Linked DNA regions of Homo sapiens: all the other regions are linked to region 3. A link is a loop called in an ENCODE intact Hi-C map of the cell type or tissue named here. Cell type or tissue: mammary epithelial cell. All regions are shown on one strand. Links, peaks and the distances in the headings refer to the core of each region. The heading gives the core; the rest is flanking DNA.

Region 1 (11,320 bases), core at 1,737-9,736, 54 kb before region 3:
TCCATTTCTTTCTGTTAATAGCAGAACTCTTGGAAATGGTGGTTTATATTTGTTGTCTCCAATTTTCTTCTCCCATATTCTGTTTAGAATATTCCAATCAGATTTGTATCCCAATTGTTTTTCTGAAATTGCCCTTCTCGAGGTCATCAGTGACCTCTACACATTGCTAAATCCAGTGGTAATTTCTTAGATCTTATCCTACTTGATCTATAAGCATTGCTCACCAAACACAGTTGTTTACTCTGCTCTAAAAACAGTCAAACAAAAAACACCCTACAAACAACCAATAAACCAAACTCCCTTCATTTGGCTTGCTGAACACCAAACTTGCCAAGTTTTTCTCCTATCATTCTGATCACTCTCTTTGTTTCTTTTGCTGATTGCTCTTCATCTCCTTGACCTCCAAAGGCTGGAGTTTCCCATGCTCAATCTTTTCTCATTTTGCCCTACTTGTACTGGACAAGTCATCTCATTCAGTTTTATGGCTTTAAGAACCACACATTGATGACTACCAAATCATATCTTCAGCCTGAACCTCTTCTCTAAACTCCCAATCCATATATTGAACTGCTTACTTGACATTTTCTCAATGTTGTGTAATAAGCATCTCAAAACTAACAGGCCTAAAACTGAGCTCTTGATAGTATTCAAAACTTTTCTTTCAGTTTTTCCCATCTCAGTTACCTGTGACTCCTTTATATCTTTTATATCTCATGCCTTGACATTCAGCAAATTCCCTTTATCTTACCTTCAAATTATATTCAAAATTTGACTATTTTTCACTGTTCCCACTGTTTCTACCATCCTTGTCCAAGCAGCCATGATCTATCTGGAATATTGTCATAGCCTCATGGCTAGTCTCCTACTTTTGCCCTTTCTGTCTGGACGACACAGTAAGACTCAACAATTATTTCATATATTCCTTTCCATTTCCCAACTCTCTTGTTGTTAGTTGGGACTATGTGATTCATTTTGGTAGATGGGGTGTTAATGAAAGCAACATGTGTCAATTCCAGAGTATTGCATGGAAGATTGGGTATGAAAACAGTGATCATGTAGGCCACATATTGAGGTGATAGAACCTCAAGCTAAACATAGCCTAGAGTACCAACTCACCACATCAATGACAGCTCCCCTACAGAATAACTTCCCTCCCACCAAACTTTGCATAAGTAGTAAATAACTTTTTTCTCTTAAAGGTATTGATAGCTTAGGACTAGTTTTTACCATGAAAAGTCCATTTTAACATGATTAAAAATATATTGCTTCTTCAATATATTTTTATCACAGCAGCTAGAGTGATTCTGTTAAATCTTCAAAACTCTGCAGTAGCTTTCCCCCTCACTTAGAGTAAATGCTGAAGTTATTTTGATCTGTGAGAATTTACATGATCTAACTCCTCCAGTATATTATTTTTATGACTTCATCTATTCTTCCCCTCTTCTTTCCCTCTGCTATAAATACACTGACCTTCTGGCTGTGCTTGAACACTTCAGACCCATAACTAAGACCTTTGCCTTTACCATTCTCTCTTTCAGGGATGCTGTTCCTACAGATATCTGCATGCTTAGCTCCCTGACTTTCTTCAGATGCTTACATATGACTTTCTCATTAAATTCTTCATTGTCAGTCAACACCATCTCTGCCTCCTCTATTCTCTTCCCATACTGGCAAAGGAAACAAAAACAACAATAACAACAACAACAACAAAAAACCTGAACACTAGATTTTTCAGTGTTTTGGTTGTCACTGTGTAATAAGCCATCCAATTACTTAGTAACTTAAAACAAACATCATCAAAGTCTTTTCTTTTTTCCCAAGGTAGAATTCATGTCTTCATCCCATTTGTTATTGTAGAACTTTTCACCTCTGTTATAAAATTATCATAAATATATTTTATTATAAATAATTATGTACATAATTTCATTATTACTAATAAGCTCCTTGAAGACAGGAATTTCTATATTCGTCTGTATATCTTCCAAGCATTAACATAGTACCTTACAAATAGATTAATGATCATTGAATGTTAAAATATATATTAGTGAATATTTGACATATGTTTTAAAACATTTATCAGTGAATAAATTAATGTTATTATCAAGAAAATAAAAAACACTGCTGACAACCAGGGATTACATATTCAGTGGTTTGCATGATGACTTTAGGAAACCTGTCTAAAGATTTCTATGCAAAATGATCAGAAAGTTAAAATGTCAATATTATTTTTGTTATTTATTGATAGATTAGATTATGTGTGGATCTCACACATAGTTATTTGTAGACTTAGTCTCTGCCTTTAAATAACAAATGAACAGAGGCAGGATTTATGTGAACTTTTGGCTATTGCAGGGGTAATTAGCCTTTTCTTATGGGGTATAGCTTGCTTATGTCTTCTGTTCTGGGATGGAATCTAGAGAAGATAGGGAAATAGCACCCGAAAAATATTCCTGTTCTAAAATACTTTCTTAACTCCATTTACAATTTGGAATCCATTTGGATGGCACATTTTTTTTAATGTATGCAACCTGGAAGGCTATTTTTCTTAATATAAACCTATACATTTAAGTATTAGTTGATATGGTTTGTCTGTGTCCTCACCCAAATCTCATCTTGAATTGTAACTCCCACAATTCCCACATTTTGTGAGAGGAACCCGGTGGGAGGTAAAGGAATCATGGAGGCGAGTCTTTCCCATGCTGTTCTTGTGATAGTGAATAAGTCTCATGAGATCTGATGGTTTTTAAAAAAGTTTCCCTGCACTAGCACTCTCGCTTTGGCTACTGCTATTCATGTAAGATGTGACCTGCTCCTTGCTTTCCACTATGATTGTGGAGCCTCCCCAGCTATGTGGAACTGTAAGTCCATTAAACCTCTTTTTCTTCCCAGTATCAGGTATGTCTTTATCAGCAGCATGAAAACAGACTAATACATTAGTCAATCAAAAAATTAAAATGTACTAAACATTTCAGAAGATGCCTAGAGAAAATGTTTCACCTGATAAATGGTACTGTCATAAGTAGTTGTTTTTCTGTAATGTGACAATGCTAGATTATCTTCTCTTACGTAAAAACGTCAGAAAATACAGCTGGTACCAAAAAATTGGAAAAAGAAAGACAAATTAATAGAAAAATGTGTTTAAAGAATATAAACAGGTGATTTTACAAAAAGGAAACCTGAATGGCCCATTAACATATGGAAAGGTGTTTAACCTTACTATTGGTAATGGGAATGCCAATTAGACCCCACAAGAATATACCAATTCTCAGTTCTCAAACTGGAAAACATTATACATAGCTATAAAATTTAATGTAGGTGTGTGCATGAGGGCAAATGTTTGTCACAGGCATTTAGAAAAGTAAATCTTCATATTTATTTGGATAAATGTTACCATACTTTTTGATCCAGTAATTCTGCTTTTCAAATCTATCTTATAGAAATAAAAGCATCTACATACAGATGCTGAAAGGTTGAATTAGCTGGACCTAATGGGGCTACCAAAAGAAAATCAGAAAACAAAACAAACTATTTTACAATTTCAACATGCTTTATTGGATCTCCCTTCTCTGCAGTCACCCTTAGCATTCCTATTTATTTTGATTTTAAAAACAATCTATTATTTATAATTAAGATTCACTTTCAGTTCAGTTTTTAATACTAATCTCACTTCTAAATATACACCCTTCTCTAAGCTCAGGGAACCTATGGTGGGGAAGGTGACGTAGTCTTTTCTTTCATTTTCTTCATCTCTTTTTCTTTCTGCTTTAGAATCCACTGGGAAAAGTAGTTCTCTCTTTGCTGTTGATGTCCTATCAAGGCAGGCAACCAAATATATGGGTCACCTTAGTTGTCCTTTTGAGGGCCCTGCAGCATTTATGCCATATAGTCTCATGATATCAGTAATATACTTGCTGGTTGACCTCTTACGATTCTTCTTCAGTTCCTGCCTCTAACCCCTCTGAGTCATTCACCCCAACAGATAAACCTCTTGGGTATGGCCCTATACACATAGAGTCCAGCTACCACCTACAGTGATTTGCTGGTCTAGATGTCAATTATTTTCCAGGAAATCTCAAACTTCTTAGGACTAACTTACAAGTGGCCTGAACAAAATGACAATTTTTCCCTCACTTAACTCTCTAAGTACCTCTGATCTCCCCCTTATTCAGTCACAAGAGAGGGATGCTCCTGACTCATATCAAAACCAAGGTATTAAAATTAAACTTTAATAAAATATACTAAAAGCTATAGTGGTGTAAAAGTATGAAATGATTTCTTTTGTCAATTAACTCCAGTGACAGCATTGAAAAACTTTGTTCTGTAAAAATTACAAACTGTCAGAAATTTTGCTTTTTGAAATTATGTTAGTGAGACAGGAACACCCCACTATTGCCTGAAGAGCTAAGCTATGTGGGTACTTTGACACAGAGAAGCAGCCTCAATTTTCCACCCAGGTGCAAAGCTTCAGATAATGTTTTTCAGATACAAGATTCCACAGTCATCTTAACTTTGTAGATTTCAAGGAAACAGAACCCTATACCCACTTCTTAGTCCAGGCTTTATGCTAATACAGCCAGGCTATTCTTTCAGCCTATCAAAGAACTGTTCATTTAAATTTTATTTAAACCCCACCTTACTCTTAAATGAATCAGAATGCTGGCTCTTCCTTCATCTGTTTTGGCAAAATGCCCCATCAATTGTGTAGTCTTTTTTTACTGCTGCAAAATGATAAACTTACCTTTGTCAGACCATAGATGTGTCATAGTCTGGTGGTCTTTGAGCAATTTATTAGTCATGCCTGAATAACATTTTCTGTGCCCAACACTCTCAAAGGTATTAAAAAGACATATATCACAGTAGATGAAAACCAGTATGTAACTGAGTTGTTATAGGGCTGAAAGCTGCTTAAGAAAGTAGAGAAAAGAAATAAAATAAAGCAGAGCCTAATTTTTATCTCCGGAATCCTTTAAGTCCCTCCATTTAGTTGACTCTTTATGTTTCACCCTTACATTCACCTTATGCTACATGGAAGCTAAACTATACTTTCTTAAAGACACCCACATATTTTTGTCTTTCTATACTCAAATATGCTGCATAGGCCACACCCCTAATGATTTTCTTGATTCTCATCTAAATGTGACCTTTCATTTGATTTTCAGAAAACTCTTTGGCTTGTTATGACACATACAATTTCCCTTTTATTATAATTATTGGAAAATGTGATTTGGTTGACTTTTAGATTTCATCATATGTCTTCATCATTTTCTCTTACCTGGAATGTTCCAATAGCCTCTTGATTAGTTTCCTCGCTTCTATTCTAGGCACTCTACAGTGTATTTTCCTCACACTAACTCATGTGATTTTTAAAAACATAAATTACATCAGATTACTTTCCTGTTTGCAACCTTTTATTGGCTTCCCATCACAGTTGGAATAAGACCTACAGTCTTTCTCTTGTCATATAAAGCCCTTCTTGGTACTTCTATCATCTTATGTCCTACTTCTCTGCTTCATGAGCACCCCCCATTAGTCATTCTTGCAGCAGTGGGAGTGGGGGTATAAAATAAAAAACCGAATCTTTTCAAATGTCCTTTATCTCTCTAACATTCCTCTTCCAGATGCTCATATCCCTCATGTTTACTCAGTTTTTATTCAGATGTGCTTTCCTCAGAGAGGACTTTCATGCCATCTCTGGAAATAGCATTTCTCCTCACCTAACCAACACTAATAACTTAACCTTGCCTTATTAATTTCTTGTAAAATAACAGCCCCAAAATATATACTAATGTGTGTGTGTGTGTGCACGTGCATTTGTTTGTTAGAAGCTCTATGAGGTAAGAGTTTTTGTCATGTTTGCTACTTTGTTCACCTGCCAAAAGTAGTACCTGGCACGTTATAGGTATGCAATAAGTAGTTGTTGAATGAGTGAATAAACAGATGAATAAATGAATGAATGAAAGTTTTCCAATCATGTATTTACCTTGCTTGTGTTTGCCACACTATTACACTTTTAGTTTTATATTCAGAAGTGGCTAAATCATAGACTTGAGAGGCAAAATATCTGAGATTTATATACCTGCTCTGTTATGTGACCTAGGAGAAGTTACTTAATCTGTCTTTTTCAATGTTCAAATATATAATAGAGATAATGATATGTATATCTCATAGGCTTATGAGTATTACATTAATTAATGTGGCACAGAGTGCTGTAGAAGTTGTTATATTTGTTATTTTAACATTTAATTGGTGATTATTTGAATAATATCTGTCTTCTTCGTTCAACTTTTGGGAGCCATATTAATTTTTATCCATCACTTTATCTTCAAGCCACAGTTTGTAATGTGTACTCTATAAATATTCTTTGAACTTTTTTATAAAAAGCTGGTTTCAGTTTTGAGATCATGCATGCATGTATGTTTGAGTGCACTGGGCCTATTTTCATATTCTGTAATTACCAGTCATTGTCACTAGATGGCAAGTTTGTCCCAGCCAAGGCAAAATGTTTTAAGACCAGAAACTGAAGAGTAGCCCTAAATAGGGGAAAATGTCATGTATGTGTTTTTGTAGACTGGTAGGATGATAAACATTTACTTATCAATAATAATTTTCCATATTTTATTCTTTTTTTCATTTCATTAGGTACTCTACCTTCCTGGGGAGCTCTTTTGTATAGTGATGCATTTTAGCATTACTGTCATGCCATTGACCCTTTGTTAGTATATTCACACGTTTCTATTTAAAAAGCAATGTTTAAAAAGGTCTCTTAATGTATTCTTTATCAACAGATGTTTCCCAAGTCTTTCAAAATCATACCTTTTACCTGCTGGTTCCAAATATGTTTTGATTTTGTCTAAGACATAAGCTACCCTTTTTGAGCAAGAACTTTGTCTTTTTTTCTGATTACTAGCCACCCTATATCAATGTGAAGTATATGTCCCTTTTGATTATTTTAAACTCTCAATGTACCATCTTGGAAAAAGAAACTGTTAGGCTCAATGCTATTGTACCTGTCCAGCTTCACCTATGTTTAGCAAAATTATCAAAAGGCTCCTGGTGTAAAGGAACAAAAAAGAGTGTTAAGGAACCTACAAATTAGATAATCAATCTGTAAATGATCATCTTATTGAATTATTACAATTATCTTCATAAATATAAATTTCTTAGAATTGGTTAAATGTATATATATGCTTTGGCAAGTTAAATTTACCAAAATACATTAAAATTGTGGGCATGTAAACAAATATAAATAATAGTACCTTTAATATGGTGCTGATTGTTTTTAGTACAGCAATATTTAGAAAGAATCATTATTTTCTTTTAGGAAGTTAGCTACTGAATAAAATAGACCTAAAAATTAACTATTTTTTGATATCCTTTTTTTCTGTGCCTTGATGCGTCATATTATAGGTTAAAAGAAAGAAATGTGGTTACTTTTCTTACAACTGCTAAAATACTTTTTCCCTCTTTTCCTCTTGTCTTAGTCCATTTGGACTGGTATAACAAAATACCATGAACTAGTAGCTAATAAACAACAGAAATTTATTTCTCACAGTTCTGGAGCCTTAGAAGTCCAAGATTGAGGCACAAGCAGACTCAGTGTCTGCTGAGTTCCACCATTTCCTGATTCAAAGATGATGCCTTCTCACTATGTCATCACATGGTAGGAGGGTCAAGGCAGCTCTCTAGGGCCTCTTTCATAAGACCATTAATCCACTCATGACTTAATCACCACACCAAAGGCCACATCTCCCAATATTATCTATCACCTTGGGAGGTAAGATTTCAACATAAGAATTTTGGGCAGAATACAAACATTCATACTTTAGTATGTCTTCTTATTATGAAAAATGACTATCTTGGCTGTGCGGGCCCTTTTTTTGGTTCCATATGAAATTTAAGTGGTTTTTTTTCTAATTCTGTGAAGAAAGTCAATGGTAGCTTGATGGGAATAGCATTGAATCTATAAATTACTTTGGGCAGTATGGCCATTTTCACTATATTGACTCTTCCTATCCAGGAACATGGAATTATTTTCCATTTGTTTGTGTCCTCTCTTATTTCCTTGAGCAGTGGTTTGTATTTCTCCTTGAACAGGTCCTTCATGTCCCTTGTAAGTTGTATTCCCAGGTATTGTATTCTCTTTGTAGTAATTAGGAATGGGTGTTCACTCATGATTTGGCCCTCTGCTTGTCTATTATTGTTGTATAGGAATGCTTGTGATTTTTTCACATTGATTTTGTATCCTGAGACTTTGCTGAAGTTGCTTATCAGCTTAAGGAGGTTTTAGGCTGAGTTTTTTTTTTTTTTTTTTTTTTTTTTTTTGACAGAATCTTGCTCTGTTGCCCAGGCTGGAGTGCAGTGGCATGATCTCGGCTCACTGCAACCTCCACCTCCCAGGTTCAAGCGATTTTCCTGCCTCAGTCTTCTGAGTAGCTGGGACTACAGGCACGTGCCACCATGCCTGGCTAATTTTTTGTGTTTTTAGTAGAGACGGGGTTTCACCATATTAGCCAGGATGGTCTCGATCTCCTGACCTCGTGATCTACCTACCTAAGCCTCCGAAAGTGCTGGGATTACAGGCGTGAGCTACGGCGCCCAGCCAACGATGAGGTTTTCTAAATATATAATTTTGTCGTCTGCAAACAGAGACAATTTGACTTCCTCTCTTCCTATTTGAATACTCTTTATTTCTTTCTGTTTCCTGATTGCCCTGGACAGAACTTCCAATACGATGTTGAATAGGAGTGGTGAGAGAGGGCATCCTAGCCTTGTGCCGGTTTTCAAAGCGAATGATTCTGGCTTTTGTTCATTCAGTATGATATTGGCTATGGGTTTGTCATAAATAGCTCTTACTATTTTGAGATATGTTCCATCAATACCTGGTTTATTGAGAGTTTTTAGCATGATACAGTGTTGACTTTTATCAAAGGCCTTTTCTGCATCTATTGAGATAATCATGTGTTTTTTGTCATTGGTTCTGTTTATGTGATGGATTACGTTTATTGATTTGCATATGTTGAACCAGGCTTCAATCCCAGGGATGAAGCCAACTTGATTGTGGTGGATAAGTTTTTGATGTGCTGCTGGATTCGGTCTGCCAGTATTTTATTGAGGATTTTCGCATCCATGTTCATCATGAATATTGTCCTGAAATTTTCTTTTTTTGTTGTGTCTCTGTCAGGTTTTGATATCAGGATGATGCTGGCCTCATAAAATGGGTTAGGGAGGGGTCCCTCTTTTACTATTGTTTGGAATAGTTTCAGAAGGAATGGTACCAGCTCCTCTTTGTACCTCTGGTAGAATTTGACTGTGAATCTGTCTGGTCCTGGGATTTTTTGGTTGGTAGGCTATTCGTTACTGCATCAATTTCAGAAGCTGTTATTGGTCTATTCAGGGATTTGACTTCTTCCTGGTTTAGTCTTGGGAGGGTGTATTTGTCCAGGAATTTATCCATTTCTTCTAGACTTTCTAGTTTTATTTGCATAGAGGTGTTTACGGTATTCTCTGATTGTAGTTTGTATTTCTGTGGGATCAGTGGTGGTATCTCCTTTATCATTTTTTATTGTGTCTATTTTATCCTTCTGTCTTTTCTTCTTTATTAGTCTTGCTAGCGGTCTATTTTGTTAATCTTTTCAAGAAACCAACTCCTGGATTCAATGATTTTTTTGAAGGGTTTTTGTGTCTCTATCTCCTTCAGTTCTGCTCTGATCTTAGTTATTACTTGTTTTCTTCTAGCTTTTGTATGTGTATGCTCTTGCTTCTCTAGTTCCTTTAATTGTGATGTTAGGGCATTGATTTTAGATCCTTCCCATTTTCTGATGTGGGCATTTAGTGCTATAAATTTCCCTCTTAACGCTGCTTTAGCTGTGTCCCAGAGATTCTGGTATGTTGTCTCTTTGTTCTCATTGGTTTCAAAGAACTTCTTTATTTTTGCCTTCATTTTGTTATTTACCCAGTAGTCATTCAGGAGCAGGTTGTTCACTTTCCATGTAGTTGTGCGATTTTGAGTGAATTTCTTAATCCTGAGTTCTAATTTGATTGCACTGTGGTCTGAGAGACTGTTATGATTCCTATTATTTTGCATTTGCTGAGGAGTGTTTTACTTTCAATTATAGGTCAATTTTAGAATAAGTGCTATGTTGTGCTGAGAAGAATGTATATTCTGTTGATCTGGAATGGAGAACTCTGTAGATGCCTATTAGGCCCATTGGTCCAGAGCTGAGTTCAGCCCTGAATATCCTTGTCAATATTCTGTCTTGATCTGCCTAATATTGACAGTGTAATGTTAAACTCTCCAACTATTATTGTGCGGGAGTCTAAGTCTCTTTGTAGGTCTCTAAGAACTTATTTTATGAATCTGGGTACTCTTGTATTGGGTGCATATATTTTTAGAATAGTTAGCTATTCTTATTGCATTGATCCCTGTGCTACAAAGCTGTAGGCATCATGCTACCTGACTTCAAACTATGTTACAAGGCCACAGTTACCAAAACAGCATGGTACTGGTACCAAAATAGATATATACACCAATGGAACAGAACAGAGGCCTCAGAAATAACACCACACATCTACAACCATCTGATCTTCAGCAAACCTGACAAAAACAAGCAATGGAGAAAGGATTCCCTGTTTAATAAATGGTGCTGGGAAAACTGGCTAGCCATATGCAGAAAACAGAAACTGGACCCCTTCTTTACATCTTATACAAAAATTAACTCAAGTTGGATTAAAGACTTAAAGGTAAAACCTGAAAACATAAAAGCCCTAGAGGAAAACCTAGGCTATACCATTCAGGACATAGGCATGGGCAAAGACTTCATGACTAAAACACCAAAAGCAATGGCAACAAAAGCTAAAATTGACAAATAGGATCTAATTACACTAACGAGCTTCTGCACAACAAAAGAAACTATAATCAGAGTGAACAGGCAACCTACAGAATGGGAAGAAAATTTCACGATCTATCCACCTAACAAAAGTCTAATATCTAGAATCTACAAGGAACTTAAATTTACAAGAAAAAAAAAAAAAACCATCAAAAAGTGGGTGAATGATATGAACAGACACTTCTCAAAAGAAGACATTTATGTGGCCAAGAAACTATGAAAAGAAACTCATCATCACTGGTCATTAGAGAAATGCAAATCAAAACTACAATGAGATACCATCTCACACCAGTTAGAATGGTGATCATTAAAAAGTCAGGAAACAACAGATGCTGGCGACGATGTGGAGAAATAGGAACACGTTTACACTGTTGTTGTGAGTGTAAACTAGTTCAATCATTAAGACAGTGTGGCAATTCCTCAAGGATATAGAA
Region 2 (11,320 bases), core at 1,490-9,489, 60 kb after region 3:
TGAGAAAATGGCTCATTTCAGAAACTGGGCAAGGCATGATCATTTTACTAGAGACGTTTCCACAGGCTCATGATCATCCATCTTTATTTTCTTCTGCTTGTATAAACATAGCAGTATCCTTCTTGGCTGCCCATCTACATATCTCATCTCTAAGAACATCTGGCTTACATTCAAACTTTCCTGCTCTTTATACTGAATATGCTTATCATGCTTCTAAATTTTAGTCAATACCACCTGGACTCTACTATTTCAGGGTTCTCTCCTTTCTGTTGTTAACAGGATTCCAAATATTTAACAAGCCTGGTTGTAGATAACAGCTACCACTGAGCTTTGCACTTTTATCATTTTAGTAATTCTGACCACATGCATTTCATTAACTATCACATGCCCACTTCTAGCTTTTTGATCCCTTCTTTTACAATCTACCACAGTAGTTCCAGCATTTCTGCATCACTTTTACTGTGGACTGTCACTTTCTCCAGGCTTCCAAGGGTCATCTGAGCAGCGGTTCCCAAACTTTTTGGCACCAGGAACTGGTTTTGGGGAAGACAATTTTTTCATGGACGGGGTGGGGGATGGTTTCGGGATGGAACTATTTCACCTGAGATAATGAGGCATTAGTTAGATTCTCATAAGGAGTGCCCAAGAGAGATCCCTCACATGTCCAATTCACAATAGGGTTCACACTCCTATGAGAATTTAATGCCTCCGCTGATGTGGCAGGAGGTGGAGCTCAGGTGGTAATGCTCATTTGCCTTCTGCTCACCTCCTGCTGTGTGTCTCTGTTCCTAACAGGCCAGGGACTGGTATGAGTCCATGGCCCAGGGGGTTGGGCACCCCGATCTAAGCAGTGTGTTAGCACCATTCTTGCCAGGGTGATTATCATGTATCGCAGAAAATTGTTCGTATTTTATTAAGCTATGTTTTATTCAACTTTCTATTGTCCTTGATCCAGTACCTTTGGATGCACTGTATACATTGGTTTATTCTCTTCTACCCTTGGCAGGTGCAGCACTTTCTTGGCTGTCTGTCTTAGCCAAAATTTTTGATCTGGTGGGTAAAAGGGAAGTTGGGGACACATGCTCCGGTGTTTCTATACCATCTTTGATAAGGATGACACTAGCCTTTAACTGGAAGGAATGAACTACTTCTTCAGGAGGTTTCAGAAGAATCTGGAGATTCAATGTATTCAACAGTGTCAACCCAGCTGGTTCAGTCAAATCTCAGTGTTCCACTTTGTCCAGTCAGGGACCTGAACATAGCGTAACGCCCTAGCCATGCAAACTTCTCTTCAACTTTGCCATCCTTAGAATTAAAATCTAAGCCTCACTCACAACATTTGTCTGCATTCCAACTATAGGAAATAAGAGACTATTTATATGATGCCAAGAAGGCCCTCAATTCTACTAGTGATTAATCACTTTAAGCCTTTTATTGTCTTTCACTAATGCATCAGTGTCACTCAGCAATACCCATCTGAATCTGCAGTCCTAGTAGTTACTATTATGTCTGCATCTCTCAAACACTCAAGACACTGAATCTGCCAGTGCATTCCCTTCCTCTAGTATTTGATCCCAATTCACCTCTAGTTGAGGTTTCATCAATGGCAATGACATAGTATAACAGGAGCCATTAATTTTCCATGTAGCAACAAATAATGATGTCCTAATTGCTAACCTGCCAATGGTGACACAAACCATTGGCAAACCCATTTTTGGGTCGGCTTCCTAGAATTACTTCTCATATTGGTTGCCTTATAAATTGTCATATCAATTAATTTATTAAAATACGGGCGCTGAAATGTAGATTAAGTGTGAGAAATGCGGTTTGAGTTATCTATTGCTGCATAACAAAAAAACGTGGGCTTAAAAAAACTGCTTTATTATATCCCACAATCATGTAGGTCAGAATATAGGTACGGCTTGGCTAAGTGATTATTTTATTCCATGTGCAGTTGACTGTGGTCACTTGGGGTTATATTCTCTTGGCAGCTGGACTGATCTGCAGATCACTCACACATCTCATGTGTTGGGAGAGCTTACTAGAAAGTCACACTCATCTGGACTCTTCTCTCTTTCCATATAATTCCAGGAATTCCTAAGGTTCTAACTCCTCTTAAAGATTAGCTCTAAACTGTTATATTGTTCCTTCCACTGCAGTCTGCTCATCGAAGTAGTCATAGGTTAGCCCAAGTTAAAGGGGAAGAAACTTAGATCCGACCCCTGGGTGGGAGGAGTGTCAAAGAATGTGTGGCCATCTTTAATCTGCCACAAGTACACTCAGAGCAATGCATATTAGGTAATGGGGGAAGCAAGGTAGGGCAGAGGGAGAAGTTAAGCTGTGACAGGGACCTAGGGCAATCCCATGGGGTGTTCTGGGATTGGAGTAACTGTTGTTGTCTTGAATTGTGGCAAGGAGGCCAGGCTTGTGTGTGGCTCCCATAGGCCCGTCATTTAATATGATCTGTTCCTTTGGAGGGAAGGCATGAAACTTTGGTTGAGGAAGCTCCTTTTGATCCAGGGCAATCCTCAGACAAAAACTAAGCTGTGAGCCACTAGCAGCTAACACTCATGGCAGATTAGCATCTCTGTGTGTGGTGCACCACAACATCCATTATACACCAGACAATAAATTGAGCCTGCAAACACATTATTATTGCCCAAATACATCCATTAAAAATAGCAATGCACAGAAATCAGTAGCAATACAAATTAAAATACTGATATGAAAGGAAGAGCTGAGATCAATGCAGTGCATTCAGCTTGAAAAGGTAAAGATGTCAAAAAGAGATAAACCAGTAAAATATAATCAGTGTCTCTGAAGGGAGAATCCAATCAGTGGAACAAAAGATGATTTCTAAGATATATATCAGGAAGAAAATAGGAAAGAAACTACTCTGGAAATGAAAGGAGCATATGGTATGCAAGGAAATTATGTAATTGGCTGCTGAACATAAAGCCAGATTATTTTGAAACTATTGCTTTTCAAAGGTAAAAACAGAATTATTCACTTCTAGTAAATGTTTTCCATTTTCCTACTATGTGTGTTATAGAAACAACAAGGCAAGTTAAAAAAAAAAACACTGCTTCCCTTTTCTATTGAAACTAGAAAACAAATATATCCCATAGATTTTTAAAGTGCAAAGGCTGCTAAAGGCAAATAAAATTGGCAGAGAAAATGAATGAATTGAAAAATAGTATGAGTTATATGGTTTGGCTGTGTCCTTACCCAAATCTCATCTTGAATTACAATTCCCACAAATCCCACATGTCATGGGAGGGACCCAATGGGAAGTAATTGAATCACGGGGGTGGGTCTTTCTTATGCTGTTCTCATGATAGTGAGTAAGTCTCACCCTATCTGATGGTTTTAGAAAGAGGAGTTCCCCTGCACAAGCTCTCTGTTTTTGCCTGCCACCATTCATGTAAGACATGACTTGCTCCTCCTTGCCTCTGCCATGATTGTGAGGCCTCCCCAGCCATGTGGAACTGTAAGTCCATTAAACCTCTTTTTCTTCCCAGTCTGGAATATGTCTTTATCAGCAGTGTGAAAATGGACTAATACAGCAAATTGGTACCAGTAGAGTGGGGTGTTGCTAAAAAAATTCCCAAAAATGTGGAAGCGACTTTGGGACTGGGTAACAGGCAGAGTATCAGGGGAACCTTCCCCCAATTTCATGTAGGTTCTTTTCTATTTTCGCTAAGCATCAGCTGGTTTCAGAAATAAAGGGACAGAGTACAAAAGACAGAAATTTTAAAGCTGGGCATCCAGGGGAGACATCACATGTCGGTAGGTTCCATGATGCCCCCTGAGCCGTAAAACCAGCAAGTTTTTATTAGTGATTTTCAAAAGGGGAGGGAGTGTACGAATAGCGTGGGGGTCACAGAGATCACGTGCTTCACAAGGTGGTAGAATATCACAAGGCAAATGGAGGCAGGGCGAGTTCACAGGATGACAGGACTGGGGCAAAATTAAAATTGCTAATGAAGTTTCAGCATGCATTGTCATTGATAACATCTTATCAGGACACAGGGTTTGAGAGCAGACAACCAGTCTGACCAAAATTTATTAGGTGGGAATTTCCTCATCCTAATAAGCCTGGGAGCACTATGAGAGACTGAGGCTTATTTCATCCCTACAGCTCGACCATAAAAGACAGCCACACCCAAGGGGGCCATTTTAGAGGCCCACCCTCAGGGATGCATTCTCTTTCTCAAGGATGCTCCTTGCTGAGAAAAAGAATTCAGTGATATTTCTCCCATTTGCTTTTGAAAGAAGAGAAATATGGCTCTGTTCCACCCGGCTCACCAGTGGTCAGAGTTTAAGGTTATCTTTCTTGTTCCCTGAACATTGCTGTTATCCTGTTCTTTTTTCAAGGTGTCCAGATTTCATATTGCTCAAACACATATGCTCTACAAACAATTTGTGCAGTTAACACAATCATCACAGGGTCCTGAGGTGACATACAACCTCCTCAGTTTATGAAAATGACAGGATTAAGAGATTAAAGTAAAGACAGGCATAGGAAATCACAAGGGTATTGATTGGGGAAGTGATAAGTGTCAATGAAACCTTCACAATTTATGTTCAGAGGTTGCAGTAAAGACAGGCATAAGAAATTATAAAAGTATTAAAGTGGGGAACTAATAAATGTCCATGAAATCTTCACAATTCACATTCTTCTGCCATGGCTTCAGCCGGTTCTTCCATTTGGAGTTCCTGACTTCCCACAACAGCAGAGGTTGGAACAGTTTGGAGTGTTCAAAAGTAGACAGAAAATGTAAGAAAGTTTAGAACTTCTTAGAGAATTGTTGAATGGCTTTGACCAAAATGTTAATAGTGATATTAACAATAAGGTCCAGGCTAGGTGGTCTCAGATGGAGTTGAGGAACTTGTTGGGAACTGGAAAAAAGATGACACTTGTTATGTTTTAGCAAAGAGACTGGCGGCATTTTACCTCTGCCCCAGAAATTTGGAACTTTAAACTTGAGAGAGATGATATAGGGTATCTTGTGGAAGACACTTCTAAGCAGCAAAGCATTCAAGATGTGACTTGGGTGCTGTTAAAGGCATTCAGTTTTAAAAGGAAAACAGAGCACAAAAGTTTGGAAAATTTGCAGCCTGACAATGTGATAGAAAAAAAAATCTCATTTTCAGAGGAGAAATTCAAGCTAGCTGAAGAAATTTGCATAAGTAATGAAGAGCCAAATGTCAATCCCCAAGACAATGGGGAAAATGTCTCCAGAGCATGTCAGAGGTCTTTATGGCAGCCCCTCTCATTACAGGCCCAGAGGCCTAGGAGAAAAAAATGGTTTCAGGGGCCGGGCCTAGAGTCCCCATGCTGTGTGCAGTCTGGGGACTTCATACCCTGCATCCCAGCTGCTCCAGTCATGACTAAAAGAAGTCAAAGTATAGCTCAGGCTGTGGCTTCAAAGGCTGCAAGCCCCAAACATTGGCAGTTTCCATGTGGTGTTAAGCCTGCAGGTGCACAGAAGTCAAGAATTAAGGTTTGGGAACCTCCACCTAGATTTCAAAGGATGTACAGAAATGTCTGGATGTCCAGGCAGAAGTTTGCTGCAGGGTTGGGGCTTACATGGAGAACTTCTGCTAGGGCAGTGCAGAAGGGAAATGTGGTGTCAGGGCTCCCACACAGAATCACTACTGTGGCACCACCTAGTGGAGCTGTGAGAAGAGGGCCACCATCCTCCAGAGCCCAGAATGGTAGATCCACCTACAGTTTGCACCGTGTACCTAGAAAAGTCACAGACACTCAACACCAGCCCATGAAAGAAGCTGGGAGGGAGTCTGTACCCTGCAAAGCCACAGAGGTGGAGCTGCCCAAGACCATGGGAACCCACCTCTTGCATCAGCATGACCCAGATGTGAGACATGGAGTCAAAGGAGGTCATTTTGGAGTTTAAGATTTGATTGTGCTGCTGGATTTTGGACTTGCAGGGGCCTGTAGCCCCTTTGTTTTGGCCAATTTATCTCTTTTGGAGTGACTGTATTTACCCAATGCCTGCACCCCTGTTTTATCTAGGAAATAACTAACTGTTTTTTAATTTTACAGGCTCATCAGTAGAAGGGACTTGCTTTTTCTCAGATGAGACTTTGCTGTGGACTTTTGGGTTAATACTAAAATGAGTTAAGGCTTTGGGGGACTGTTGGAAAGGCATGATTGGTTTTGAAATGTGAGGACATAAGATTTGGGAGAGGCCAGAGTGGAATGATATGGATTGGCTGTGCCCCCACCCAAATCTTATCTTGAATTTCAACTCCGACAATTCTCATGTGTCATGGGAGTGACCCAGTGGGAAGTAATTGAATCATTTAATCATGACGGTGGGTCTTTCTTGTGCTTTTCTCATGATAGTGAATAAGTCTTGTGAGATCTGATTGTTTTAAAAAGAGGAGTTTCCCTGCACAAGCTCTCTTTTTGCCTGCCGCTATCCATGTAAGATGTGACTTGCTCCTCATTGCCTTCTGCCATGATTGTGAGGCCTCCCCAGCCATGTGGAAATGTAAATTCATTAAACCTCTTTTTCTTCCCAGACTTGGGTCTATCTTTATCAGAAGCATGAAAATGGACGAATACAATAAGCCACACAGAAGTGAAAGAGCAAAGTGACCCAGGAGCAGCAGATCTCAGGGAAGGCCAATATGAACAAGGGACCATGGGATCTGGAGAGGACAAAACAGAACCTGAAATGACAAATGGGGCAAAATGAATAAAATAAATATACAGAGGAGAAAAATGGATGAATGGTGACATATCTTAGAAAATATTGGTGAAATTGTACTTCTTAAAGGAAAATCTTACAATATCTAGACAAGAAAAATCTATTTTATTCCATAGTTGGAAGTAAAAGTTAGCCCAACATTGACACAAAAAATACTATAAGAAATATAATGGGAAAGACTTCCTCAAAGAACAACTCACAAAATGAAAAGGGACGGGAGAAATTTCTAACCAAAAATTTAATCATGAACTAAAAAGTTAGAAAAATCAAATAATAAAATAATTACTTCTATGAGGAAAGGCCTAAAAGTGAAAACACAAGATTTTAGGGAAAATATGGTAAGGAAACAGGAGATAATGAAATGTATGTTGACAGAACACAGGAAAAAAGTAGAAGAAACAAAAAATATCACAGAAATGAAGAAAAAATTGGAAGAAGCACAAGGCAATGTATACATTGAGGATAACAGAGGAAGAGACCTGGAGTACAGAATGAGAAAAGTTACCAAAATAACATGGAAATACGGAGGAGTTCAAAAAATGTCAAGGGAATGGTTAGATACTGAAGAAAAGTAAAGGAAATAAAATACACATAATTGGAGTTAAGCAAGAAGAAAGCTAGAATAATAGAACAGAATATAGAAACATATAATTAAAGCAAACATTCCTGAAATAAAATAAGGCTTGGTTTCATATTATTCAAAAGGCATACCATAGGCCAGGGCAACTTAAACCACAATGGTCAATACTGAGGTACATCTTAATAAAGTTATTGATTCTTAAAAATAAAAAGAATGCTTTTCAAAGGTAGGCCTAATATCAAGTCAGGTAAAAGAGAATAAAACAAATTGATCCAAACTCATGTTTTTCTTGAGCAGTATTCAGCAACACAGGACAATAGAGTGATACCTATATGATAGGCAGGGTGAAATGTGTAAGCCAATAATTATCTGTTCAGCCAAGTTATACTTCAAGTGAAAATTCAACAGATAAATTGTTTTGAATATATAATTTATTCAGGAGTTATTGCTCCCATAAGTGCTTATTGAGCAAACTGTTGACTGATGAACCTTAATCAAACAAGGGGCAACTGGAAAGCAATGTAAAAGTAATGAACTTGGAACACATTGTTCCAACTTTTGCACTCCTGTTGTTGTTTGGTGAGAGGGAGGAAGTATTACAACTCTTTTACTCCTGCCACCAGTGAGCTCCAGGTTCTTGTCCCATGGTCAAGAAGAATAAGGCACATGGACACAAAAGAGTAAGGCAGAGTCAGATTTATTAAATGACAGAAAAGGTCTCAGCAAAGAGAGGGGACCTGAAAGAGAGTTGCTGGCTGTGGGGCTACGTTTGGGGTCTTTATGGACTGGGAAGGGGTAGGAATGTGCTCACTGGTCTGTGGGCTGTTTTGAAGAAAGCACCACTCAGAAAGAGACACAATAGTGAAAAGAACCAATTGAAGGCAGAGATGAAGGCTTGGCCCCCAATCATTCAGGGGCTGGAGTGACATTACACTTTTTGCAAATGAAGATTCATCCTGTGGCCAATCACAGAAAGATAGGTATACATAAAATAGGTGGAAGGTAAGGACCAGTTGGGAGGAAGCACATGAAATGAGACAAAGGTGCACAGGAGAGGGAAATGTGTCCAAAAAAGGAGTGGAATTTGTTCATCTAGGTTCAGAGAGTAGGCATTTCCATTCAAGGATGTGGGCTCTTTCTTATCTGGAGCTGCAGCTTGATTTTTAGGGTGTTCTTATTTTGAAAGAGGTTTACTTACTGCATGCCTGACTGGTTTATTCCTTCCTCCTCTCTATATCTTATTAAGAACCAAGACTAGAGGGAATGTGGAGATGAGGACAAACCAAATATAAATTTAATAAGCCCTAACAATGGGAAAATGTCAACCATTTACAAAGTAGGAGAAGAATAGAGGAAGAACATGGAAAATAGAGTAAGTTTGTTGATTGCCATATTTGAAATATCTGTGAGTCAAAGTCATTCTAAAATTTTAATTATGTAGTATATAAATAAGCATACTAAATCACATGAAGGAATACTGAATTATCTGTTGTCAAACTGATATTACTGCTACTATCTAAGTCTGGAAACTGTTTCCCAGATTCCTCTTCATTCTGTGGTGCCTGGTTAGAAGTGGTCAAAGGCAGGAATTCCTGCAAGGTCTGGAGGGTGGAAGGGAAGCCAAGGACATTTCTTTCGGAAGACCGTGGTGGTCAGACATGGTAATGGTCAAATGCAGCTTACCTGGTAGACCTCAGCTATTCTTGTCCTCCTCCTGCTTTGAGTCAATGTATCTCCTGAACATCTGAGCTGCTGACCAACACTGACTTAGTGTTCACCATCAGGGCCATGGTTATGCACAGGCAGAGGCTGCAGAGCCCACACAGGAGGCCATTTTCTCTAGTCACTCTATAAACATCCCCAGTGCAGACTATGTTTGTAGACAGATGTGCATGGCTTCTTGGATGTTCTGACAAATTCAGACATCACACCCATGCCTGTACTTTAGGCAGTGTGGTAGGTGCCTATTTCTCTGAACCTCCAATTCCCCATTTCCAGAACTTCACTTTTCTAGCTCCTCTAACATTTGTGTAATTTCTAATTAATTGCTAAATTAACCCTTTTACTGCTATGATACTTACAGTGGCTTTGGTTTATGGCTGACACAAAAAGGGAATGTTAAGCAGGATAATTTTAGTGACTAACAAAAATAAATGATGAAAATACACATTTAAAAGAAAAAGTAGGAGTGGTGATCTTAATATAAAACAAATAAAATTCAGACCCCAAAGCGTTAAACTAGATGAAGGAACATTTCTTTTGCTAAAGGCTTCTATTTATAATTAAATCATACATTTATGAATATATATGCACAAAATATCACAGTTACACTATTAGCTAAAGATGTTATCACTGAGATCCTGAGTTTTCTTTTTATTTTAGTGGCATTGCTTTTAGTATTTTCTATTAAGCATGATGCTGGATTTGAAGGAAAAATATACAATTCTTATGTTAAGGAAGTATTTATCTATGACTAAATTATTGTGTGATTTTTTAAAAATCCAAAAGATTGTTGAATTTTATGAAATGCTACATTAGCATCTATGGAGACAGCCATCATAGGATATTTTTTCTTGGAGTTATCACCATGTTCAATATTGATTCATCTGTGTACTTCTGGAATAAATCCCACTAGGTCATAATTCTCTTAATATGATGCTGGGGCTTTTAAAAATATTTCAGGAGGGGCGGGCCACCATCTTTACTGTTTGGAAAACTTAGCCATTTCAGACTCTTGGCTTAGGAGAGTCCAGACCATCTGGGGATGGAAGTGGTATGCCAGCATGGCACAACTTCTCTATGAAAGCATGGAAAGACTGCTTCCTTAAGCAGTTCCCTGATCTGTTCCTCATCACTGGGCAGTACTTCTGAACCAAGGCCTCCAGCCACTCCCATTGATGTTCTTTGGCTGACAGAGATTTGAAAACTTTCTGGGACTGAGTTACTAAAGGGAGGGGTGGACTGCCATCTTTGCTGTTTTGGCAACTTAGCAGTTCCAGCCTCCAGGCTTTAGAAAGCCCAAACCAAAGAGGCGTAGAAACAGCACCTCAGCACAGCACAGCACAGCACAGCTCAGCTGCTCTACAAAAGCAGGCTAAACTACTTATTTAAGTAGGTACCTGATTCTGTTCCACTTGGCTGGGTGAGACATCCCAACCAGGGTCTCAAGCCTCCTCCCTCCTGTAGGTGCATTCAGGCTAGCAACAGCTCTGTATTCACCTGGGATGGAACTCCCAGAGGAAGGGGCAGGCAGTCATCTTTGCTGTTTCACAGCTTTTACTGATGACACCTTCAGGTACTAGAAAATCTGAGGTGACTCAGGACTCAAGAAGATGCCTGGAAAACTGCGCCAGCACTACAGAAAAGTGGCCAGACTGAAAAAAACAAACAAACAAACAAAAAACACTCAATCTAAAGGTCAGCAACCTCAAAGATTGAAGGTAGATAAGCCCACAAAAATGAGAAAGAATCAGCACAAAGAACATGGAAAACTCAAAAAGCCAGAGTTCCCTCTCTCCTCCAAATGACCACATCTCTCTCCAGCAAGGGTTTGGAATGAGACTAAGGCTGACATGGCTGAAATAACACTAGACCTCAGAATATGGATAAAGATGATCTTCACTGAGCTACAGAAGCACATTCTAACTTACTGCAAGGAAGATAAAAATCATGATAAAACATTGCTGAAGCTGACAAAAGAGCTAGGATAGAGAAGAACATAATCAACCTGATAGAGCTGCAAAACACAATACAAGAATTTCATAATGCAATTGCAAGTATTAATAGCAGAATAGATCAAACAGTGGAATCTCAGAGCATGAAGACTGTCTTTCTGAAATAAGACAGGCAGATAAGAATAGAGAAAAAAGAATAAAAAGGAATGAACAAAACCTCCAAGAAATATGGGATTATGTAAAATCTTAAATTTACAACTGATTGGTGTACCTGAAAGAGCTGAGGAGAAGAGTACCAATTTGGAAAACATATTTCAGGATATCAC
Region 3 (11,320 bases), core at 1,132-9,131:
CAGATGGGACCATCTAGTTGCAAGAAAAGAAGCTCAGGAATCCCACTGATTCTATATTATAGTGAGTTGTATAATTATTTCATTACATATTACAATATAATAATAGAAATAAAGTACACAATAAACGTAATGTGCTTGAATCATCCCAAAACCATCCCCCTACACTTGGTTCATGGAAAAATGGTCTTCCACTAAACTGGTTCCTGGTGTCAAAAAAGGTTGGGGATTGCTGCTTTAGCAGCAGTAACAATATCTCCTTAACAGAAGATGTTCTTATAAGACAGTTGGGTCAAATCAAACTTTATGAAAAGCTCTGAATGCTTCCATAGCTACAAGAAACATATATCCCTTGCAAGGTATGGATATAGAAAAATAAAACTGGTTACAGTAGGTAAGTTGTACTTCATTACATCGTGAATAAAATCTATTTTAGACTTTTTCTTTTTTTTCTTTCTTTTTGTATTTCCATAGGTTATTGGGGAACAGGTGGTGTTTGGTTATATGTGTAATTTCTTTAGTGGTAATTTGTGAGATTTTGGTGCACACAATACCTGAGCAGTATACACTAAATCCAATTTGTAGTCTTTTATCCCTCACCTGCTTTCCACCCTTTTCCCCTGAGCCCCCAAAGTCCATTGTGTCATTCTTATGCTTTTGTACCCTCATAGCTTAGCTGTCACTTATGAGTGAGAACATACGATGTTTTCCATTCCTGAGTTACTTCACTTAAAATAATAGTCTCCAATCTCATCCAGGTTGCTGTGAATGCCATTAGTTCATTCCTTTTTATGGCTGAGTATTATTTCATCATATATATATATATATATATATATATATATATATATATATATACTAGTTTATTTATCTACTTGTTGATTGATGGGCATTTGGGTTGGTTCCACATTTTTGCAATTGCAAATTGTGCTGCTATAAACATGTGTGCGCAAGTATCTTTTTCAGATAACGACTTACTGTCCTCTGGGTAGATATCCAGTAGTGGGATTGCTGGATCAAATGGTAGTTCTACTTTTAGTTCTTTAAGGACTGTCCACACTGCTATCCATAGTGGCTGTACTTCCTACCAGCAGTATAGAAGTGTTCCCTGTCCACTGCATCACGCCATCATCTATTATTTTTTGAATTTTGATTATGGCTCTTCTTGCAGGATTAAGGTGGTATCACCTTGTGGTTTTGATTTGCATCTCCCTGATCATTAGTGATGCTGAGCATTTTTTCATATGTTTCTGGTTTCTCTTCAAGTCATATAAATCTTTCACCTTTTACTATTTTAGACTTTTTCTATCCCCATTCTATTTCATTCAAGTGTATTGGATCATATTGATGACAGACAAATCTCAGTGTGGTCAAACTACTGAATACCAATCAATATCATATGGAAAATTTGTTACACTTTAAGAGTTTCGTGTCACAAACATACATCTTAATTTTCCCATTAATTATTCTAAAACTTTTCATATTTATATATGCTTGTGTACCTTTGACTTGTTCTGAATCCTAAAATGGTATATTAAAGTCCTGTATCATATGGTAATTTTATTAAAACCTCCTCGAGTTTCCAAAAAAAAGAAGCTTTTGCACTATATAATTGTATTTATTCTAAGTGCTGCAACTCCAAATAATTTTGAAAAATTATGTACCACACATATTCTAAGTTGACTTCTAAACTTTTTATTATAAGCTGAAAGTTTAATAAGTTGCAAAAGTATGTAATTGTCATTGTGTATTATAAACACTTCATTTTTTAAAAAATCCACTTTAATAACATGAAAAATGCCTTGGCAATTTAATGCCTACTGTACTAGGTTGTCCAGAGTCCCTTGAAAATCCTTGTTCAGAACCATTTTATTTTGGCAACTCTAAGAAACTAATACAGATTTTGATACTGACAGTAGGGTATAGAGTAGGCTGCTGTAACAAACGCTAAAAAAGTGGAGGTGGCTTTGGAATTGAGTACTGTGTACAGCCTAGAAGACTTTTGAAATGAATGATGGAAAAATCCTAGATTGTCTTGAAAAGACTATTGATAAAAATATGGATGTTAAAAAAGATTTTGGTGAGGGCTCAGCTGGAAATAAAGAACATGTTATTAGACATAGGAAGAAAGGCAGTCTTTGGTATAAAGTAGCAGAAAACTTGGCTGAATTATATTCTGTCAGTGGGTGGAAAGTTAACTCGTAAGTTATGAACTTGAATACTTAGCTGAAGAGATTTCTGTGAAAGTATGGAAAGTGTGTCCTGGTTTCTTTTTGCTGCTTATAGTAAAATATGAGAGGAAAGTGATAAATCGAGGAAGGAACAATTAAGCAAAAGGAGCCAGAATAATAATTGCTAATTTAATATTCTATAAAAATATTTTTATTTTATCAAACTCCTTAAATATTTTTGAATTATTTTTTAAATATATGAAAAATAACATTAATTTAATTAGCACAATCTTCATTGTCTAACAAATCAACCAGATTCTGCCTACTGTTTGTCTATAAGTCTACCTTTATTTAAAAAATAAATTAAATGTGTTACTGTGTGTATTTCAATCATCCCAGGTCAGAATTGGTCAGATTGATAAATAGATGGATTAGGTATGCAATCTGCCATGAGATTTTGAAATAAAGTGAAGCTACCTTTAATATTTTCCTACAGATATTCTTTTTGCTTTGTTCTCATGGAACTTATTCTAAAGAATTAGGCATTTTTGGTGAGAGTTTGGGGGACAGAAAAAGTGACATCATTAAACAAAATTTTATCACTTCTGCAATGTACCTGAATGCATTCTACAAAATATCTGAATTCAGAACATCTTTTCATCATCTAGACTACCTTATATCTACTGCTAAATTGAGCCTTATCAGATTATTTATATATTTATATATCTGCTCTCTCCCTCCAAACCCTTTTTTATAACAGGTTCTTATATTCAGAATACAGATCTTCATGACATTCAGGCAAGAAGATCCAGGAAGTACTTCTCTAATCTTAAGTTCGTAGTATTTATGTATGTGATGCGCGCAGGGATGCTTAATATATTATTTTGGAAAATTTCCTTTATGCTTAAAATATTGCATAATTTTTAAAATTTTAATATTGGTAAAAAAACATACAGAAATGTACCATCTTAACCATTTTTAAGTGCACAGTTCAGAGGTGCTAAGTATATTCTCACTGTGGTGCAACAGATCTCCAGAACATCATTATTTTGCATAATTGGAACTCTATATCCATTAACTACTCCCCACTTCCCTTTCCCTGTAGCTGCTGGCAACCACCATTCTACTTTCTTTATCTATAAATTGGATTACTTTAGATACTTCATATAACTAGAATCATATATTATTTGTGTTTTTGTAACTAGCTTATTTCACTTAGTATAATGTCCTCAAGGTTATTCCATGTGTTACATACATTCCATGTATGTAACAGGATTTCCTTCCTTTCTATAGCTGAATAATATCTCATTGTGTGTGTGTGTGTGTAAATATTGCATTTTTTATTTACTTATCTATCAGTGGATATTTGGATTGCTTCCACCTCTTGGCTATTGTGAATAGTACTGCTATAAAAAAACACAATATGCAAATATATCTTTGATATTTTGCATTTAATTCTTTTAGACGTGTGCCCAGAAGTAGGATTGCTGGATCATGTGGTAATTCTATTTTTAATTTTTTGAGGAATCTCCGCACTATTTTCTATAGCCACAGCACAATTTTACATTCCTACCAGAATGCACAAGAGTTCCAATTTCTCTACATGCTTGCCAACACTTGTTTTTTTTTTTTTTATTTTCTTTGTTAGTTTTAATAGTAGCCATTCTAATGGATGTGAGGTGATTATGCATAATTTTAAAATAAAAATATAGTAAATATCATTTTCAGTATTCTATTGAAAAATGCACTACAGAGTTAATAACATAATTAGTGAAATGTATGTGGCATGCATAAAAATAGGTTTCCATTTTTAATGGCAAGATTAGAAGCAGAACATTTTTAAAGACATGAGACAGAATGAGTACTTCCAAGATTTTTCAAAATTCTGACTCATTACTGTTGTGTGAATTTTAGTAGAATCAGTTTCTTTAACACATATAAAGCTCTGTGCCAAGCACTATTCCAAGTGCTTTTCAAATATTAAGCATCCACTCATACTAATTTTTCTATGATATAGATATTTTTATGCTCATTTTACACAAGAGGAAATTGAGGCTTAGAGGGAGTCTTAGCAAGTAAATGGGAGAGCAAAAATTCATTTAATATTGACTAAAATTAACTTCAGAAAGCCAAAGATATTTCAATCATATCTTGTTATTTTCAAGAGATTCTGCCTCATTTTACTGGGAAATACTTGTATTTCTTAATCATATTCTCATATTGTCAAGTTCCTCCTTCTGAGAATAGGCCTACCAAGGTAGAAAAGCAGACATTGAGGGTTGGAGTTCTGCTAGCCTAGTGGCACAAATAGAATAGAGTCAAGGAATGTAAGGTATTAACAAGAGAGTGCCATGGCTAGGAAAAATATAGAGATTTCAGTGAACATGATGGCTCAGTGAAGTCAAAAATACAGGAAGTAGATGAAAGAATAAGAGTTTGGAGTCAGAACAATGTGATGTATGAATTTATAGTTTTCAGCGGTTCATTAGAACATCCAGTTTAACTAGAGAAAAATAACATCAAAACTAGAAAGCTTAGTTATTTAATTGAATATTTTTTTAGCTGACTTGAGTAAAAGAAAGTTTTAGAATAAAAGTCCAATATATAATTTAATTACATGTAGCAATATTGAAATGTTTCTCAGTTTATTTGTGTAAACTTATCAAATTTAGTATTTCAAACCAGGATACTTTAACTTGTGTGGACTTATCGAAGTACATTGTCATTTAAAAACCATGCATTAGTCACATATTAAGAAAACAATAGTGTACAATGTAGTCTTATAAATGCAAATGTTCCACAATTACTCATTTGTAGTATTGTTTTAAAAGTAATTCCTTGGTGAATAAGAAAAAACATACTGTCAAAGCTCTGAGGTAAGATAGATTCATTTTTTTATGTCAACTTTCCATATTCACATACTTTTCAGAAAAAGAATCTATAATATAATGTTGTCTTCTTAATTTTACATTATAAAAAGATTAACATTACATACACTTTGGGGTTTTCTGCTTCTAAGCTATTTCTTCAAAATTTATTAATTCTCTTTGACTAAATCAGCTAAGACCTTGTCAAGTATTAGTTTGTTTTGAAATTAGACTCCACAAATGTATATAAGACAATTACATTCTTGTCTTGAGCTTAAAAATTTAAAATATAGTTTGGCACTGAGGGTCTAAGATATTTTAAGTTTAATAGTACAATTATACCACTGTTCACTAAATAAATCTTGAGTCTAGAGCAGCTACCTAGGGATTCTATGCTATTGTTATGATTGACCTGTAGAGGTCACTATTAACAGACAAATGAAAAGCTTTTTGCAATTACAGGTTAAATAGCTAAATTTTAATTTCTGTCTGCTCCAAATTAGTAGAAAGATTATAACACTACCTGGCACTAAGACATCATAAAATGTAACACAGCTTTAAAATTATATTTTTAGATAGTTAAATGATTAAAGTAGATATTACTACCTGAATAAATTAGCCAAATCATATGATTTCCTAAACTTCCAATTTCCATAGTTCCTTAAGCAAATTGACAGAAGACAGACCCTACTGAATTGAGTTTTAATACTTTTCTATTTAATTATCTTCTCTAGTATTTAATATAAGAATCTATGACAAGCAAAGGGAAACCAGACCTTGTTTGAATTCTCTGAACTTGAGATGTATCCTAGGAAGTGTGAATTTTACCCATTAAAAAAAAAAAAAAACTGAGCAGAAAACACTAATAAAAAGTGATATAAAGTAATCAACTTATAGCCTTTTCAGTTAGATGGCAACCAGGTGGATATAGGTAGGGAAAGAGAGGAAGACTGTTCAATAGAAAAACCATCCTTACCATGAATGCCAGTAAAACGCCCTCAGAATGAAGGGAATCTGTCATTTTGTGTAAATTCTCTTCTGCTTCCATAAACACAGCCGTAATCAATTAAAGACCAACTTGTGAAGGAGCCATTGTTTGCAGTTCCATTCAGACATTGCTGAGTTGTCTTTTAGACTGCCCGTGCGGAAACACTGGTAAGGTGATGAGAAAGTTCAAAGCACCTAACTTTTCAATGTGGATTTTGTTCCTTAGACTTTATTTTATCTTTTTATTCATTAAAAAAATTGGAGTGTCATATATGTGTTGATTTTTGCTTCTGGGAAATGAAGGGGGCTTAAGAACATAGCAATGCTTGAAAATACTCTAAAGATACAATTCCCTGTGACTTTCAGAGAGCAGTGTCTCTCATACATGAGTTCAAGAGGAATCAGTGTTAAAAATGCTTGTTAAGAAAATAAGCAATACTACTTCATCAAAATTCTCTTGGTAGAAAGTGAGAGTGTTTTCTTTAACATCAACAAATCACTTTTTAAATTTTCCATGATTGCCATTTTCTTCTTGTTCTCAACCTCTCTCCTATGCTCCTAATTTGAGAGAGGCCCTATTATTGGCACTGAAGTTGTCAATGTCCAATCTTGATTGCTGGATTTGGGAGACTGGTGGAACTTTACTGAAGAGGAGATGTAATACTACATTCAAACTATTTGGCATAAATGATTTTTAAAATTAACATAATAATGATGAATCAACATTAAACATTTAATGCTATTGGTATGTATGAAACTAGGAGTAACCAAACTCTTTCTCTCTCTCTCAGACATAGGGAATAAAAGTTACTTAGTAATAAAAGTAAACCCTTAGATGCTTTTCTAGACAGAAATGGTCCAAATTTCTTCCCTGCCTGCCTAAAGAATAATCTGGAGTAGGCCTGGATGAAGTCCCATTCAACCATAGTTGAATATTCAAGCCAAATATAAAAGTTTATAAAATGGAAATTAAAGAATAAAGTGATTCAACAAGAATATGTTTTTTTTTCCTAAGACTTCTTTACTTTTCTAGATCAAATAAGGAGAACAATTCTCTTTGGGACTACAATTTAATAAAACTGCTGTGTCTTGTCCCCATTATGTGTGCACATAAGCCTCTCTCTCTTCTCCTTGAGTGACATGTCTGGGGAGGTTATAAGGAAAAGCCTTAGTGCCCAGACCAGCCACTGTACAGATGACTCAGGACACCTTCACTAAATCCATTCATTACCCTGGCCCTAGTGGGAGTTACAAGCAAAGCCTGCCAATTAGATGTTGGTAATGTGGACTCTGCTTTAGGGAATTGGGTAAGACTGCCAGAATTCATTCCTGAACTTTAGCAGCCACAAAAGCGTATTTTTCTGTCGTCTGAAACTGATTCAAAACCAGGTCCCAAAAGGACAAGCTTCCTTTTGTGCACCATGTATCCTCAAGTCCAACGACTACTAATGTCACAACATCAGGTTTTGCACAGGATCACAGGAAACATCTGATGAAGGAAAAGAGAAGAAAAAAGTCATCGTTTGAGTTGATTAACCTCTGTTTTACTCTATTTTCTAATTTTTGACTATTCTTTTTGGAAAATTATTCTTTGGTAGTTCACCACAAATTAATGGTGTTTTATTCTTAAATGAGAGATTAAATGTGTGACATATCAGAATCATAAAAAAAGCTTTCCAAAATCTTTAGATGTTGAATTTAGTAATAATGTCATTTCATATTCAGGGCTGCTTGTCCTTGCCTTGAAAAAATATTTCCAAAATCCTATTCTGAAGCTGTATTGGCGTCACTATTTCTTTCTCTGTTAATAAACACACATTAAGTGGAAATGCTTTGCTTTCAAGTTCATTGACATTATCATTGTTTCATTTTTATTTTTTATTTTTTGGTTTTTATTTTTACATGTTAGTTTGAATGTTCGGGTGATGATTTGAAATTGTTGAGGGGCAAAGGTAGATTTTCTTAATAAGGATTCTGTGAGTTTAAATATCTTATTAGTATAATAAACAAATCTTGGAGAATTTCCAAGTCATTTTGCAGAAAATGTGAGAGAACTCTAAACAGTAAGAACTTTAGATAGTAAAACTGCTAGTACATGTAGACTCAAACAAGAAAGATTTGACTCTGTATCAAGGTGATTTTTTCTTTTTTTCTTCCTAAAGCAATGTATTCTTTTGGCTTCTAGTCCTAATTTTACTTTAGAAATTATTTTTTAATGTGTTTCAGACAGGGGCCTTCTGTCCAGGTCTTGAATACAAGTACTGTATCTTTGTTTTGTATTCTTGTACAAATATATTTTATTGGGAACCTATTTCAAAATGCTTGTTAAACATATGAGCCTATTCACATAAATGCACTCTAGTGCTGTAAATGTAGGGGCAGAAGTTGGAACAGAGGAACCTATGTGTCCTGCTCATGGCAGCAGCTCACTGTTTGGGGAGAGAGGTTTTTCTTCATCAGCTCACTGCTTGTGCACACGCCGCACTTCATACGCACTTACTTCTCTCTGCTGTGACATGCAAGCACAGATACGCACACACACACACACACACAAACACACACGCGCGCACACACACACACCCATTTATAATTTAAGGGAAAAAACATATTAGTCATAAAGCTTAAGAGTTGAAAGTAAGCAAGTAAGGCCAGGATAGTAACTGTTCAGAACTTGAATGAATTGCCACAGTTTTCACCAAGTAACTGGCTGGCCCTTCTCAGGCAGGCTCCAAATTCCTGTTGAAATGAAGACTTTCTTTCCTGGACTAGGACTGGCATTCCTGGGAAACAATGGCCCTTTTCAAATAGGCTCTGAAATTTCACAGGTGAAGGGAGAGGGGCAGTCATTTGATCCCACCCACAAGAAGCCTGTTAGTATTTTAAAAAGTGAAGACAGAGCCTATCATGGAAATACAGGCAAAGCTGGCTAGTGGCTAAGAGCTGCAATCTAGACCCACAGTTCTGCAGATCCCTGTGAAATATGAATCAATTTCAATGTTCTGTCTTCGACTTACATTGCAACTCTTTTTTCTAGATTTTCTAAAGAGCAGAGTACAGAACCACTGAAATTGAGTTTTACTTCATATTACATGTTCTAGAAGAGCAATACAGAAGTTTAATTAGGGCATGATATTAGAATCTATAAAATAAACATCTACTAATGTATATGTGTGTGAATATATAAATACATATATAAATATATATATAATAATTTTGAAAGAGATGCAAGATTAAAATACCAAATAGATACACAAAACTCACGCATATATAATAAATATCATATACAACCTAATATGATAATTTTACCTTGCATCTCTTCTAATATATTTGAGTTTGGTCTAATTATATTTTAATTCAGTGATTTAAAGATTTAAAATACTAAGATAATTTAGGGAATTCTTTATAAAAACATAGACTATATCCAATTTGAAAGAATTTGAGCATATTGATTATTGTAATTACAGTTAATCTCAGGTGTATTTCATAGCTTAAACTTTTGAGAATAAATTCACAGCTATTTTTGAAACTTTTATTTGATCAGATCTCTCTGTGATTAAGGTACACTGTGGGTTTTAGTACTCTGTTTCATGTATGAAAAAACCAAAGAATGTTCCAATTGTGATATTTATTATTAATAAAATAGGCAAAGCTTATTAGACACACCTTCCTGCAAGTGACTATATCATTCCTTTTTTAGTCTTTCCAACGATCCTGATAATTGTTCCAAGAATGTTGTTGCACCCAGTATTTAGCTTAGTCCTAACTTGAAGACTGATTTTAGATGTATATTACTGAAGACTCAGAAAACACTTATTTTTTCCTTAAAGGCAAATACAAATCTATTTATGAAACTATTATTGAATTATATAGGCCTTCTCTAAGAAACACAATTACCTAATCTTTTTGTAGCAGTATAACATTTTGATACATTTTTCCTCTTTTGGTTACTACATGGTATTCTTTACCCTACCCCCAATATCCACTAGTACTAACCCGAGTTCTAGCAGGAAGGAAGCAGGGTTTTCTGAGCTTATGTCCTAGAAAAGAGATGAAACATTAGCCAGGTGTGGTGGTGCACACCTGTAATCCCAGCTGCTCAAGAGGCTGAGCCAGGAGAATCGCTTGAACCTGGGAACCAGAGGTGGCAGTGAGCCGAGATCGTGCCACTGCACTCCAGCCTGGGCAACAGAGGGAGACTCTATTTCAAAAAAAAAAAAAAAAAAAAAGAAAAGAAAAGAGGTGAAACAGTAAAACAACAATAAAATTAAAGTATAGACTTTAAAGTTTCAAAAGCAAAGATGTAAATAATTGGAAACACACACGTATACACAATAAATGATAGAAGGAAAAAGTCACTTTCTAATACTTAAACTTATTATCAATCAAAGCCAGTTTTTTCAAATCCACCAAGAAAAATTTCCTGGGTTGGAGAGAGGACAAGAAACAGAAGAAGGGTATTTAGATGTCGATATGTTATTTGAAAAGGGCTCTTAAATACTTTGTTTTCCCAATGCCTGGGTTGTGTTTGATGATTAACAATACAACAAATACATAAGCTTGAGGTTCTAGAATTAAGACAACTAGTTTCCCTAGTGGAGCTTACAGACTTGTCAAGCTTTATACTGTCCTTCTCTTCCCCTGTCTCCAGCCATGTCCCCTCCCCATGTATGGAGAACAAAAGAGTAGAGATCGGTGAGGTCTGAGATAATAGACCTAAGATGGCTTCTCAGAATCTCTTGTCCCTGTAGGCTCTTAATAAAGCCTACAGAGCAGCAGAATGTTTTCCCGGTGAGCTGAGGGTAGCATGGACATGGCACAAAGAACTAAGAGACTGGCGGAGAAATTATTTTAAAGAGGAGGATGATACAGCTGAAATCTGCATAGGTCAATGACAGGGACCAGGAGAAAATATGTACGACACATTGGAAGTTAGTGTGAAGTGATTGCAGAGAACCATATATAACCTGCTAATTGTGTGATAATACCCTCTTATACACATCATGTATTGCTCAAAAATGGGGTTTCATTCTGGGATATGCATAATTTGGCAATTTCATCATTGTGCAAACATCATATAGTGTATTACACAAACCTAGATGGTATAGCCTACTATAGACCTATGCTATATGGTATAACCTATTGATCCTAGGCTACAAAACTGCACAACATGTTACTGTACTGAACACTTGGGCAACTGTAACACAGTGGTAAGTATTAGTGTATCTAAACACATCTAAATATAGAAAAGGTACAGTAAGAATACAATATTATAATATTATAGGACTACATATATGTGTTCAT

Evidence for each region. Hi-C counts contacts between places; a loop is a spot of excess contacts. Peaks named below come from ENCODE experiments on the same cell type or tissue, not always from the same donor. Only the 100,000 strongest peaks of a DNase experiment are listed, where the experiment ranks them.
Region 1: it touches region 3 in a loop (8-fold over the local background); 2 of 110 quality-filtered maps call a loop at or near these places.
Region 2: a loop joins it to region 3, with 3 times the contacts of the local background. A loop is called at or near these places in 2 of 110 quality-filtered maps.

What each region holds. Positions count from the first base shown.
Region 1 is chr1:103,510,272-103,521,591 of GRCh38, reverse strand. The region is part of intron 1 of RNPC3-DT (RNPC3 divergent transcript); the gene reads left to right. Among named protein-coding and RNA genes, the nearest start is that of RNPC3-DT, 9.6 kb to the left of the region's middle. In mammary epithelial cell, for the core only: a CTCF peak has its summit at 6,474; a DNase peak (open chromatin) is centred at 4,711; H3K27ac peaks cover 887 bases.
Region 2 is chr1:103,395,975-103,407,294 of GRCh38, reverse strand. No RefSeq gene overlaps it. Among named protein-coding and RNA genes, the nearest start is that of RNPC3-DT, 120 kb to the left of the region's middle. In mammary epithelial cell, for the core only: a CTCF peak has its summit at 5,676 (motif pointing left); no DNase peak of the experiment used is centred there; H3K27me3 peaks cover 166 bases.
Region 3 is chr1:103,455,512-103,466,831 of GRCh38, reverse strand. The region is part of intron 1 of RNPC3-DT (RNPC3 divergent transcript); the gene reads left to right. Among named protein-coding and RNA genes, the nearest start is that of RNPC3-DT, 64 kb to the left of the region's middle. In mammary epithelial cell, for the core only: a CTCF peak has its summit at 5,444 (motif pointing right); no DNase peak of the experiment used is centred there; H3K27ac peaks cover 739 bases.